2 separate regions of the Mus musculus genome follow, and region 2 is linked to region 1. Evidence: chromatin loops called from intact Hi-C (ENCODE). Cell type or tissue: gastrocnemius. All regions are shown on one strand.

Region 1 (2,500 bases):
CTGCCACACACCAGCTTCCAGTGAGAACACAAGCCCGTTTTAAACCTTTAAAGGCATCTTGTTTCTCTTCTCCATGCTGCAGGCATTTACACTGCACTGTAGTTACTTATTTATGTTAAGTCTAAAATGGACAGAAAATAGACAGAAAAGTGTTTTGCTATTTTCATTACTTAACATATAGTTGTGCTTGATAAATACTTGCTGAAGAAAGTATGACACAATATTATGTTTTTAAGACAAACACTCCTTGAGGCTTTGAGTCAGTACCATACAAAGTACGTGGGAACTTAATAACTTCTATAGTAACTACTAGTTTTCAAAGCGCGTCTTTGCCCAACCCGTTGGTCTAGACTAAACCTCAAGCTCTGCAAAGATTAACAGCCCTGTCAGGGGTGGGAATGAGGGTTGTCTGTCCGAGTACGTGATGCTTCCAAATAGAAAAATTAAAACTCAAGAGGGAGCCGGGCAGTGGTGGCACAAGCCTTTAATCCCAGCACTTGGAAGGCAGAGGCAGGCGGATTTCTGAGTTCGAGGCCAGCCTGGTCTACAGAGTGAGTTCCAGGACAGCCCGGGCTACACAGAGAAATCCTGTCTCGAAAAATCAAAACAAAACAAAAATCTCAACAGGGAGGAGAAACTTGGTAGGAGCCTATAGCTCAGGCTTTAGGTCATACTGGCTTTTTTCACTCGATTGACAGCTCATGTAATCCTCAAAGCACCCCATGAGAAAACACACGGAGGGTCTTCGGGCCTCCAAATCAGAAAGCCGGCCTCCTGAGGTCGGTCGGTACAGGCAACTTGAGGCGGACGCCCGGCTGCGTCCATCCAGCGGACCGATGTCTCCGGCCCCGCCGCCCCACCCCATCCCGCCCAGCCAACCCCGCCGCATACGTGCTTGGATGAGAGTGCAGTGACGCCACGGATGAGGCCGCCCAGCCTGGAGAAGAAGGGTGCTCTGGAGGCCGCAGGTCCTCCCAGCTGGTTCTGCAGGAAGAGCCCCGGCAGTGCGGTCAGCGTCCTCTCCACCATGTCGCTCATCGCTGCCTCCCTACGAGGCTACTTCGCGCTGACTCTCCCGGCCTCCGTAGTCACTTCCGGCGTTTTGAATAAGAAATCTTTATTCGCGCCGGAGCAGGACGAGCAGGATGAAGTTCCGGGAAACACCGCCTGGGGGCGCACGAGTCTAGGAGGAGAGAGGAGTTCTCTGGAGACATGAAGTTCATGATCATTCTATTAGCGGTGAAATGTGTGTGCATGATCTTGTATTTTCTCGAACTTCCCAAGGTTAATGAATTCGTGCCATTCCCCTGTCCCAGCCTCCAAGTGCTGGGATTACAAACCTGACCTACCATCTTTATAGTGTTCTTAACACCTGTAGGAGCTCTTATCTCTGAAACTTTGTCTGTGATAAGTGAAATTTTTTTCTTAAATCTTGAAGTTGTTCTTGTACCTACACCTCAACAAAAGAAAAAGTTTGCCTGACAGAATAGTTATGCAAAGATAAAGTTTAGGGCTGGTGAGATGGCTCAGTGGGTAAGAGCACTGTCTGCTCTTCCAAAGGTCCTGAGTTCAAATTCCAGCAACCACACGGTGGCTCACAACCATCCATAATGAGATCTGACGCCCTCTTCTGTTGCGTGTCTGAAGACAGCAACAGGGTACTTATTTATAATAATAAATAAATCTTTTTTTAAAAAAGTTTAATTTATTGAAAAATCTCAATATTTAAATTATTTAAAACAGATTTTCTTTAGAATTTAATATTTTATGCCTACGTAAAGTTTTGTTTACTGTGTGTGTGTGTATGTGTGTGTGTGTTTTTTTAACTTTAGGCCCTTTCACTAGTTTAAATTAGAAAACTTACTTTCCAGCCATGTAGTGGTTGTTGCCTGAAATCCCAGCCCTTGAGACTGGAAGGAGGAGCAAGAAAATTCAAGGGCATCACCGGCTCCATATCAAGTTCAAAACAAACCTGAGTTATATGAAACCCTGTCTTAACTTTCCCCATCCCCCAATTTTTTTCTTCCACCTAAAAAATATGCTGGGGAAAGCTGATACATTTCTGACTCGGGTGAAAGGAACGCGGCTACACTGCCAAAAAGTAAAGTGAAACTTTCCTTCCCCTGGCCTGGGTGATGTTCACTATCCCCCTTAGTCCGTCTTATCCAATAGAGCTTTTTCAAATTGTGCTGTGGTGCCAGTAAAACAGGGTCATTGTTTGGACCAAAGTTTAAAGGAAGAAAAATTACACATTTGAAACAGAGACATGGTAGGCTATATAAAAAGCAAAACTCTGTTGTTCCTGCTTTTCAAGCAGCACTAAAACTTCTTTTTTTTATTTATTTTTTTTTCTATTTTTTATTAGGTATTTAGCTCATTTACATTTCCAATGCTATACCAAAAGTCCCCCATATCCACCCACCCCCGCACTAAAACTTCTTACACAGCTTTCATTAGCATACTGAATTGGCTAGAAAATTATGCAACAGCTTAAAAGGCT
Region 2 (2,500 bases), 190 kb after region 1:
CAAATGTTTAACCAGATACGGAGAGAAAATAAAGGAATCTGTTTAAGTAGTTTGATACATGCCAAGGACCTTTTGGTTGATTAGCACACCTACTGCTACTTTAACATTATTCGACCAAGCCGGGTTCTTGAGTATTTTAAGTATACTAGTCCTCTTACCTGTCCCATGTAACTGTTACATTAGCCATACAGAGACATAGAGTTATGTCTGGATCAGGATCGTGCTGTCCTGCTTAACTAACTATGGGTTACTATGACTAACCCATCCTAGCTATGTGGGGTTTTATACTATAATATTTGATAGTAATATATGACCCCTTCCCACATGCACAAAGTGTGATGTTTCAACCACAGGGGAACTGTGAATGAGAATTGCAGAAAAGAAGCTGTGCCTGCAGAGGCAGGCTGACTGATTAACATGCCAGTCACTGTGCAGAGTGTGGAATGTTGTGGGTTATTTATCTTGGGCTATTCTTAGCCTGCTAAATAACCGTTCCTTGCAGCCATCCCCCACTTCCCATCCTGTGTCAGACTTAACATCCTGATTACAGATAGAACAATTTAATATGTGTTGACTTTAACACCCTAATTTTCTACCAGTCAAAATACTTAAGTCATATCTGAGCCTTATAGCTAAGATGTCTGTTATGTGTATTTGAAAAATGTCTTGATTTATGACTATCTGTTCTGGTACTATGAAATCCTCATGAATTTGCTTTTATGTTTGAACATGGAATTTGGGGTAGTTTAAATCTCTGTTTTGGGGCCATAATTCATATTTGGCTCAGAGTAAACTATTGTTCATTAAACAAAAGCAAAGTAATACGATACATACAAAAGTCCATTTAGATTTAACTTCTTTTGGAGAATGGTACTTACGGGTTATTGTTGTTGGGAAATGGTATCTAAGGGTTTTGATGTTTAAATGGTAATGTAAGCTATATCATTTTACCTGTTCTAGAAGCCATTCTTTTTTTTTTTAAGATTTATTTTTTTTAATTATATGTAAGTACACTGTAACTGTCTTCAGACACTCCAGAAGAGGGAGTCAGATCTCATTACAGATGGTTGTGAGCCACCATGTGGTTGCTGGGATTTGAACTCCGGACCTTCAGAAGAGCAGTCAGGTGCTCTTACCCACTAAGCCATCTCACCAGCCCTCTAGAAGCCATTCTTAACATTCTGTTAAAAAAAAAAAAAAAAAAAAAAAAAAAGAGTGCATCTTTATACTACTTAGGGGTAAATCACCATGTCAGTTGTACTTAAATTATCCATGGTTTTCTTTCTCTGATAAGATATGTGACAAGAGAGCTGAGAGAAATAGAAAAGGGCTATAGTAAGAAAAGTGGAATTAAAAAAATATGTAAAACTTGGTGGGCATGGTGGTACTAGTCTGTCACCCCAGCTTTGGGAGGCAGAAACAAAGAGGTGTCCATGAGTTCCAGGCTAGTTTGGTCTGCATAGTGAGCTAGGACAGCCAGGCTTTGTAGAAAGACCCTGTCTATTGGATGGATGGATGGATGGATGGATGGATAAGCTGTGTAGAGGGCCCCTGTTCAAATAGATAAATAAAAAGGCAACCGTGAAGTCTGAAAACCTGGTAGAGGTAGCCTTTTATGTTTTGTGTTCTAATTTCTTTCTGGGCTTCTCCTTAGAACTTTTCTTAACAGAAGAAGATCAAAAGAAACTCCATGATTTTGAAGAGCAGTGTGTTGAGATGTACTTTGATGAGAAAGATGACAAATTCAATTCTGGGAGTGAAGAGAGAATCCGGGTCACTTTTGAAAGGTTTGTATGCTCTTTAATTATTTTTGACTGTATGTCAGAATGAATCCTGTTAGTTGATACATGTTCGCTGTTCAGTTTATTTTAAGAAGTAAGAAGTTTCATATTTACACCTTGAGAAAACAGGTCTACTACATTTAAACCCAGTAGATACATTTTATTTTAATTTTCATAAATATATTTTTAAACTTTATTTTTATTTTACATGAATGGGTACTTTGCCTACTGGTTTGTGTGTGTGTGTGTGTGTGTGTGTGTGTGCACATGCACATACATACATCTTTCTCTTGGAGGTCAGAAGAAGGCATTGGATCCCCTGGAACTCTGGAACTGTTGTTACAGACAATTGTGAGCCACCATGAGCATGGTGTATGAAAGACCAGCAAGTGCTCTTAAGCACTCAGCCACTGTTTAACCCATTTTATTCTTAGTGGTGCTGAGGGTCAATTCCAGGCCTCACTCTTGGTTAAGAAGTGTACCTCTGAGTCTGGTACTTAGCATTAGTGCTCTTAATTTTTTGACTGTAGTTGCAAAGGAGAGAAGAGTTGGAGTTCTTAATTATTTGAGAAGAGAAAATAAAACTGTCATGACTATTTTAAAGCTTTTATTTCCTCACAATTTTTTTATTTCATAGTATAAGCATATGGTGTTTGTGTATGACACTGATGGTGGGCCTTTGTATATGCAGGTGTATATAGATTTTGTGAATAGACTCA

What was found. Hi-C counts contacts between places; a loop is a spot of excess contacts. Peaks named below come from ENCODE experiments on the same cell type or tissue, not always from the same donor. Only the 100,000 strongest peaks of a DNase experiment are listed, where the experiment ranks them.
Region 2: a loop joins it to region 1, with 2.7 times the contacts of the local background. A loop is called at or near these places in 2 of 42 quality-filtered maps.

The regions. Positions count from the first base shown.
Region 1 is chr2:127,007,292-127,009,791 of GRCm38, reverse strand. Ap4e1 (adaptor-related protein complex AP-4, epsilon 1) reads right to left here and starts at 1,081. Exons shown (of 21, transcript NM_175550.3): 1 at 892-1,081. The coding sequence starts at 1,038. In gastrocnemius, a CTCF peak has its summit at 1,175; a DNase peak (open chromatin) is centred at 1,143; H3K4me3 peaks cover 1,663 bases; H3K27ac peaks cover 2,273 bases.
Region 2 is chr2:126,813,975-126,816,474 of GRCm38, reverse strand. It overlaps Trpm7 (transient receptor potential cation channel, subfamily M, member 7), which reads left to right. Exons shown (of 39, transcript NM_021450.2): 25 at 1,655-1,787. Among named protein-coding and RNA genes, the nearest start is that of Usp50, 32 kb to the right of the region's middle. In gastrocnemius, no CTCF peak of the experiment used is centred here; no DNase peak of the experiment used is centred here; H3K27ac peaks cover 750 bases.